Linked DNA regions of Homo sapiens: region 1 is linked to region 2. Evidence: read pairs that join two places in POLR2A ChIA-PET (ENCODE). Cell type or tissue: GM12878. All regions are shown on one strand. Each heading gives the region's core, and the rest is flanking DNA. Links, peaks and the distances in the headings are about the cores only.

Region 1 (4,391 bases), core at 323-4,322, 62 kb after region 2:
ACCACTCCAAAGCTCATCCATAGCCAGTGCCTCGTCTTACAGAAAACACCACACACACATACATACACACACACACACACACACACACACACACCAACAGCAATTCCTAAACACAGAACCAGGCTCTCCAACAGGCCTGAACATGGGAGGATTCCTCTTTGTAGGGAGAGATGGGGCTGCTAAGGAATTGGAGAAAATTGTTTCCTCTTATTCCCCACCAACAGGATGGGAGTCACAAGGAGCAGGCACCGCTAGCCTCTTTCTAGCTCACACTGGTGCTGGGCTCCGTGGCTCTGCAGACCTGGGCTGCTCACTCACTCTCCCTCCACTTTCACGCAATATCTCTCTTCCATCCAAGTTGCAGGGAAAACCCTGGACCAGACAGTGGGGAAAGATGTTGCATTCACATCGAAAGACTCTGTGCTTCAGAGCAGCTATGGATGGAGCTCAGACTGTGCCAAGCCCACAGAATATCGGCTGGAAAGCTGGGATGATGTCGGCCACTGACCGTCCGTACCCTGCCTCCATCCCAGGACAATAGGAAACAATGTGGGGACAGGGATGGGGAGGTATAAGGACTCTCAATCTCCAGCAGCTGTAGGGTTGGCCAAAGTCCTTGTCCCACAGCCCTGACTTTTCAGTTCCAAACCGGCACAAACTCCAGGTTTGGCCGAGGATCAGCAAAGCGTATTCCAAGAATACCAAGCTGGGAGTCAAGGTCCTGGGTTCAAGACAGTCTGGGGAGAGCAAGGGGAGATAATGGCCACGAGTGTCCTTGGAAGGCCGGGTGGGTGGGTGAGGGGCCCATTGCCCTGAGGAACAAGAGCCCTGAGCGGGCTGACCGGTAGAGCTCTCTGGGCCCGGGCCAGGTCTTTGAGGCTCTTCCGCTCAGGAAAACCCGTTCTCTTTCCTGAGCCAGAGGGAGCAGGAAAACAGGAAACACATGTTCTTCGGGGGAGGCTGAGCACCCAGCCTTGAGAAGCCCCCAGGAGGACCTGCTCCCTGCATGAGAGTGTCCTGCCCCACCTGGGGACCTGCCCGGACCAGCCTTGAGGGAGAAACATGCTTATCAAGCTCATACAAAGAGCCCAGAACTGGTAGGCCAGATGTCTGCATTCCTACTTGCAACATTCCTGTGCAACCTTGGGCAGGGAGCTCCGCCTTTCTGGCCTCTGTCTCTTCCCCCGTCCAGTGGAGGTGACTGGCCCTGCCTTCCTGTCTGCCCTGCCTGCCTCACCAGCTTTGCAACCATAATGTCCCACGCACAGGGAAACACTGCTGGGAATCCTGAGGAGATTCTTTCCCTTCCCATCCTTTAAAACTCAGCCTCCAGGAAGCCTTCTCCGATTGTCCCAAAATGAAGATGGACTCACTTATGAGTGCCCCTCTGGCATTCACCACTTCCCCTCTTTGAGAGGCATGACACATTCTCTGCATCAGACAGAAGTCCTTGATGTCTGGCCATCTTGTCCACAAAATCATGAGCAACCTGAGGTTCAGTGGGTCTGGTTTTTCTTTGCGCCCCTCCCCAGCTGCCAGCAGGTGTGGAAGAAGCACTGGTTAAAAGCACCGCGCCTGTGTTGGATAATAAGTGAGACCTGCCCTCGACCCCACACACACCTCTCCCCTTTGATCCAGTCCTGGCCAGTAAGGACTTGGGATTTTGCCAGTGCAATAACCAGGGCACACCGGGAAAGTGGCTCAGCAGACCAAGAGGTCCCCCTGAGATCTCTCTAAGCTGTCTGTGGCCAGGACAGGGGAGCTCTAGGAAGACTTTGCTGGTCCCGCCTCCACCTGCCTGCATCCTCCTCAGAACAGCACTGCAGGCCTGGCTTGGCTCACTGAGCTCAATATCTCTCAAGGCCAGTGCCTGGGTATGGTTTGAGGGCTCTGAGAAGGAGGCCTTTGGAACCACTCAAGGATGCCTGAAGTGCTGAGACTATGGTGTGTGTGCTGTCTCTTTGAGTGTGCTTGTTGTGTCATTATTCCCTTAGAAGTGTTCATGATTTTTTCCCTCTATTTCCTTTCAGAAGCCTGGCCTGGGCATGGTGACTGGCAAATGCCTTAGGGAAGTTAGGGGGACTGGTGGGGAGGGAGGCCAGGCTGCTAGGTTGGCTCTCCCTACAGAGTGGGAGCTGGCAGAGATGCCCGCCAGAAACGAGTCTCTCTATTCTATCGTGTAGAGCCGGCAATTCCCAGCCACTCTTGGATCTAGGTGGGCCCATGAGACTAGTTGTCACAGATTGAACATAAAGTTAATGATACATGTTACATTCAGGCCAAGGTGGTTAGAAGAGGTTGTGTCTTCTCCACCCACTCTTTCCTGTCTGCTCTCTAGATGCAGAGGACTCAGGCCTAAGGGAGGGTAGAGTCATTTGGTACAAAGAGCTTGGATCCCTGACTCACCACGTGGAAGCCCTCCTACCGACCAGGAGCACCCATAGTGGACTGTTATGTGAGTGACAAGTAGCCTCTATTATGTTCAGCCACTGAAATTTTGGGATTCATTTGTTTCATCAACCCGCATTACCCTAATGCAGTTGCCTTACAGGGACAAGACTGCAAAGAGGAAATGGGTCCAACACTCCAGATCTGCCTACTTAGGCCCAATGTAGGACTTGGAATGTGATTGGGCCCACTTCCTCAGCCTTGGCCATTGGTTTGGCCCCAGTGAGGGGATGCTCTGAGTTCAGGTGACTAAGAGCAGAACTGTCTATTTCTCACTCATTTTCTGGCTTCCCAGAATCAATCCTAGCCCCACTCCAGACCCTCCTACCCTGGGCCTTCCAGCTTGACATTGTGACTGGGAACCTTTCCGAATCCTAACTTTTGACATTACATTTTACCTAGGATGGTCTTTCCAATCTGTCTTGGAGCCTCTCTGGGATCATGGTTCCCTCCCTTCCTCAGAGTCTGCTGAGCCCTGTGAAAGTCCAGGGGCCAGATCAGGCCCATGGCTGCCTACAGCAGAATGACTCCAGGCCAAGGGTGTTCTGTGCCTCATCTCATTCAATCCTCACAATAAGCCCATGAAGTAGAAACCTGGGTCACCATCCTGATTCTGTCCTTTGGATGTCATAATTCCCACGTTGCAGATGAGAAGACCAAGGCATGAAGAAGGCAAACTTGTTCAAGGACATATAGCTCATTTGGTAGGGCCAGGTCTAGAATCCAAGTCATGTGGTCTCTGGAGCCTGCACTCTGAAATCACTAAGTCATACTCCCTTGCAAATATAGGTGTTCAATAAACAGGTGTTAAATTAATTTTTTTTTAATTTTAAAAGGCAAGGCAGACAGATTACCATTGGCCAAATAAAAGCCTCTAGGTTGGTAGTATTAGGTGGCCACGGGATCTTCTGAGGAATGTTCCTAGAGAGTGTGACACTTGGGGTTAAGTCACATGATCTCACTGTGCCTGGTTTTCTTTCCAAGATCCTGTCAGTAGCTCAGGAGCATATGTTTGTATGGTGTGTGTGTGTGTGTGTGTATGTAAATACAACAAAGAGAGGCTTTAAGCAGAGCTATCCAACAGAAATAAGATGCCAGCCATAGGCCGGGTGCCGTGACTTACACCTGTAATCCCAGCTCTTTGGGAGGCCAAGGTGGGCAGATCACTTGAGGTCAGGAGTTCAAGACCAGCCTGGGCAACATGGCGAAACCCCATCTCTACAAAAAATACAAAAATTAGCCGAGTGTTGTGGTGCATGCCTGTAGTCCCAGCTACTCAGGAAGCTGAGGTGGGAGGATCCCTTGAGCCCAGGAGGTGGAGGTTGCAGTGAGCCGTGATCATGCCACTGCACTCCGGCCTAGGTGACAGAGCCAGATCCTGTCTCAAAAAAAGAAAAAAAAAATGCAAGTCATATATATAATTTTACATTTTCTAGTAGCTGCATTTAAAAAAGGAAAAAGAAACATGTAACACTAACTTTAGTAATGGATTTTACTTCATTATGTAAGAAATATTATTTCAACATGCAATGAATGTGAAAAATTAATGAAAGCTGGGTGCAGTGGCTCTCGCCTGTAATCCCAACACTCTGGGAGGCCAAGGTGGGTGGATCACCTGAGGTCAGGAGTTCAAGACCAGCCTGGCCAACATGGTCAAACCCTGTCTCTACTAAAAAAAAATACAAAAATATTAGCCAGGCATGGTGGTGCACACATGTAGTCTCAGCTACTCGGGAGGCTGAGGCAGGAGAATCACTTAAACCCAAGGAGGCAGAGGTTGCAGGGAGCCGAGATCACACCACTGCACTCCAGCCTGGACGACAGAGTGAGACTCTATCCCTGCCCCCCTCCCCTCCAAAAATTAATGAGATCCTTTACATTTCTTTTTTTGTACTAAGCCTTCAAAGTTCAGTATGTACTCTACATGAACAACATGTCTCAAC
Region 2 (4,391 bases), core at 231-4,230:
AGAGCTTTTCCACCATTGTCTCAGGGGCCTGTGCCCTTGCTTACAGAAAGAGTTAGACAGCAGCTCAATACATCCTTCCTAAGCACCTCTCTTCTACCCAATCCAGAAGCAGGCACAATGGGGAGAACGAGGGGAAGAGCTGAGAAGCTTTAAGGCTCAGGGTGTAGGAGCTTTGAGAGGCCATGGAGACCAACATGCCTTTTGAAGTAAAAATTCCTGCAACCACATCCCTGGTCATTAGATGTGGTCTTTGTCCTCTCAGAACAAACAGTTTAACAAAACCAAAGACATAAGCAGTGTTCCGGGGACTGGCAGTGTGCACATGGAGGCAGGGGGTTGTGGAGGCAGGGGGCTGTGCAGCCTGGAGTGTAAGTGCCAGGGGGGTCCTGAGCCCAGGGTGACCAGGGTGACCCATGCGAGTGGGACCATGTAGGACTGGAAGTGGGCCATCCAGACTAATAGATGGGAGTGTGAAGTGGGGAGTGTGAAGTGGTTAAATAATAATCATAAAAAGACACCAGGAGGAGGAAGAGGAAGGGGAGGGAGAGGGGAAGGGGAAGAACGAGATGATTAGAGAGACAGCAAGTTCCTCAACTCCCAAATCTCTGCTGCTTAAAATCCCACCATTAAATATTCATTTTGGGGAATTAAGTTTTGTGTTCTCTATTTTCATCTTTCAGAATGAAGCTTTCCTTGCTGAGAGAACATGTGAGGGCCCAAACAGGACATAAGAGGCTGAAAATCAAATAACAGGCAGATAGGAGAGGAATGAAGACAAACTCTGCCAATGTCACAATTTTTGCCGGAGATTAGCCAGTATGGCCAGCTGCTAGCCATGTCAACAGACAGGCTATGCAAGTACAGAGAAGACAGGGGAGGTCAGTGTGGACTAGGGGGTCAGGGAAGGCTTCATAATCCATTTGGGTCTTTACCCCCATTGACCTCAGGAAAACCCTGACATTTCACTTTGTTTCCCTGAAGTTCAGCCCTCCAAACAAATCTCCAAAATCAAGAGAGAAGCAAGGTCACTCTGACGCGCTGTGTTCTTGTTGACTTGTACAGCCTCTCCTTTCCAAAGCTCCCATCAGAGAAAAGCCCTTGAGAAGGTTTCACAGCAAAATTGTGAAGGTGCTGGGCTCTGAAGCCAGGCTCCACTGGCTGCATCTATGACCTTGACCTCCATCTCTCTGAAGCCCAGTTCCCTTATTTGTAAAATGGAACTGATGAGAGTACAGTCATTCTTTGGTGTCCGTGGGGGATTGGTTCTAGGACCCTCACTCCCCCAAGGATACCAAAATGTGACGGTACTCAAGTCCCTGATATAAAATGGTGTAGTATTTGCATATAACCTACACACATCCTCCCTATATTTTAAATCATCTCTAGATCACTTATACTTCCTGCAATGTAAATGCTATATACATAGCTGTTATACTGTATTGTTTAGGGGATGACAAGGAAAAAAAAGTCTGTTCATGTTCATCACAGATGGGACTATCTTTTTTTTTTCTCAAATAGGGTATTATCAATCCATGGTTGGTTGAATCCATCGATGCAGAGCCCACAGGTGTAGAGGGCCAACTGTATTTATTTCATAGGATTGTCATGAGAGCTGAACTATAAAATACACTTGAAGTACTTGGAATGCCAGGGACTGGGCATAGTGGCTCATACCTGTCATCCCAACACTTTGGAAGGCTGAGGCAGGAGGATCAATTGAGTCCAGAAGTTCAAGACCAGACTGGGCAATATAGTAAGACCTCATCCCTACAAAAAAAAAATTTAAAAATTAGCTGGGTGTGCTGGTGCACAGGAGGCTGAGATGGAGGGATCATTTGAGGCAGGAGGTCAAGGGTGCAGTGAGATGTGATCACATCACTGCCCTCCAGCTTGGGCAACAGAGCAAGACTCTGACTTGGAAAAAAAAAAAAAAAAAGCACGCCAGCCATTATGCTTGATAAATTTTGTTATTACTATCACTGATTTTCTGCAACTAGCCAAAGAATTCCTTGTCTACCTAACCAGAATGATTTTCACATTGTTCTTCCATTAATTCGATACTTACTTTCTGGGCACCTACTGTGAGTGGGAAGCTTTTCCGTCCTCAAGGAATGTACAACCCAAGTAGGAACAGTGAGACATTATCTTAAAGAGCGACAACATGGTGCAGGGGACAGGGATGTGAGTTGAACCTACAATGTTCCTGTATCAGTTAGGATTAGATCGGGCTACAAGCAAACTGAAAAGCCAACAGGATGGTGTGTTAAACAAGGTGAGAGTTTATTTTCTTCTCCTGTAAACAAACTCAAGAGGTAAACAGTCACAGGCTGGTGTCGTGGCTCAACCCTCGTTAAGGGTCCAGACTGTCCTCAACACGTGGCTTCTGCTCCAGGACACAGTATGGCACTTGAGCTCCAGCCCCGCCATCCTCATCTTCATCCTCATCATCATATTCATTCCAGCCACACTTGTAGAGCTTGTGCCAGGAACCCTTCTACTCACTCTTCAAATATGAATTCACGTAATCCTCACAGAATATCTACTGTTACGTAGATTTTCTTTTTATTCCCATTTTACTGCAAAGGAAACTGGCACAAAAGGGTTAGGTACTTGTCCAAAGTCACACAACTCATAGGTGGCAGGACTAGGATTTGAACTCCGCCAGCCTGGCTCCAGAGTCCATCTAGCCAGAGGAAGCAAAGAAAGGCATTCTCCTCCCTTTAATGTCGCTTTGGCCAGAACCTAATCACGTGCCCCTTCCAACTGCCAGGAAGGCTGGGAAATGCAGTCTTTATTTAGGACAGCAAAAACCCGGGAGTTCTATAACTGAGAAAGATGGGGAAATAAATCCTGGGGACCAATTTGTAGTCTCTGGCATGGACCCCTCTAAATGCACCCTTTCACCCAAAGTGAGACACCCTCAGCAATAATTCTGTATAACATGACCCTTCCCTTTGCCCCTGCCCCTAGAGAGGCTGGTCAGGGCTGAACTGGGATGAAGGAGGAGATTCCATCTTTCCATGTCAGACTGTGGCGTGTACCCTTGAGTACCATAAACAGTGGATTCCAGCCAAGTCTGCAAGGCCACAGTCTACAGAGAGAATAATTAAATGAATGTTCAGAGAGAGAACCCTACCCAAGCAGTATTTCCAGACGCCAGTGCCAGGGTTTCCTGAGGTGCTGTGCATTCCTGCCCTGGGACGCTGCAAGGCCCATTCACACGCTTGTGATAAGAATCCCCTTGTTTGGGCTGGGCGTGGTGGCTCATGCCACTAATCCCAGCATTTTGAGAGGCCAAGGTGGGAGGATCGCTTGAGACCAGCCTAGGCAAGATAGACCCTGTCTCTAAAAGAAAAAAAAAAAATCCCTTCGTTTGATCCAGTGGGTTTTGAACAATTGTCCAATTGCCATCAAAGAATCCTAACTTCACAACCAGGCAGATATGGTACAGATTGCTACTGGTGTCAAGGAAAATTCTTGAGGTATGGAGGAAAGAGAGAGATTGATGTGGCCCAGAGTAGCCTTCAGAAGGATCAGCAGAGGCTTCATAATCTGGGGTATTACAGCTGACATACAGTGCAGACCACAAGCTGGACGCTGTCTCAAGTGCTTTACACGTAGCCTCACTTAATCTTCACAATATCCAATGAAGCAGTTGCTACTACTATTGTCTTCCTTTTACAGATGAGTAAAGCTAGGCAAAGAAGGGTTACAAAACTTTCTCAAAAGGTCAAACTCTAGAGGAAATAGAACTGGGTCTTGTACCTGGTCAATCTGGTTGTAGATTCCATGCTCTTAATCACCATGTGGGTTTGAGCATTTGGTGTCTGGGTCTTGAACGAAGGGTAGGAATGTGATGGGCAGAGACAGGACTGTCCATACCAAGCAGGAGGCATGAGAAAGCCACACCATGGAGTCAGTAAGCACAAGGCTGACTTTGTGGGGCTGGGGATGACATGGAATCTGGAACAGCTGCAACACAGGTTCACAGGAGCAAGAGGGGGCCACCATGCTGGAGAGCAAGTTTGGGAGCTGATTCAAGGAGGGGACTGTGAATCTGTATAACAAGTTTGGGCCTTACTTTGGAGGCAACGGGGAGCCCTCAAGGGTTTTTTGGGGGGGTTTTTCGGTTTTTCTTTTTTTTTTGAGACAGAGTCTCGCTCTTTCGCCTGCAGCACTGCAGGCTGGACTGCAGTGGCATAATCTCGGCTCACTGCAACCTCCGCCTCCCAGGTTCAAGCGATTCTCCTGCCTCAGCCTCCCAAGTAGCTGGGATTACAGACACCCACCACCACACCCGGCCAATTTTTTGTATTTTTAGGAGACACAAGGTTTCACCACATTGGCCAGGCTGGTCTCAAACTCCTGACCTCAGTTGATCCACCCACCTC

What was found. Peaks named below come from ENCODE experiments on the same cell type or tissue, not always from the same donor. Only the 100,000 strongest peaks of a DNase experiment are listed, where the experiment ranks them.
Region 1: POLR2A ChIA-PET joins it to region 2 with 7 read pairs; 5 of 35 experiments call an interaction of 5 or more read pairs at or near these places.

The regions. Positions count from the first base shown.
Region 1 is chr2:42,876,771-42,881,161 of GRCh38, reverse strand. No RefSeq gene overlaps it. Among named protein-coding and RNA genes, the nearest start is that of TRI-TAT2-1, 68 kb to the right of the region's middle. In GM12878, for the core only: no CTCF peak of the experiment used is centred there; a DNase peak (open chromatin) is centred at 2,331.
Region 2 is chr2:42,938,354-42,942,744 of GRCh38, reverse strand. LOC112268413 (a long non-coding RNA gene) reads right to left here and starts at 1,712. Exons shown (of 3, transcript XR_002959381.2): 1 at 1,675-1,712. In GM12878, for the core only: no CTCF peak of the experiment used is centred there; no DNase peak of the experiment used is centred there.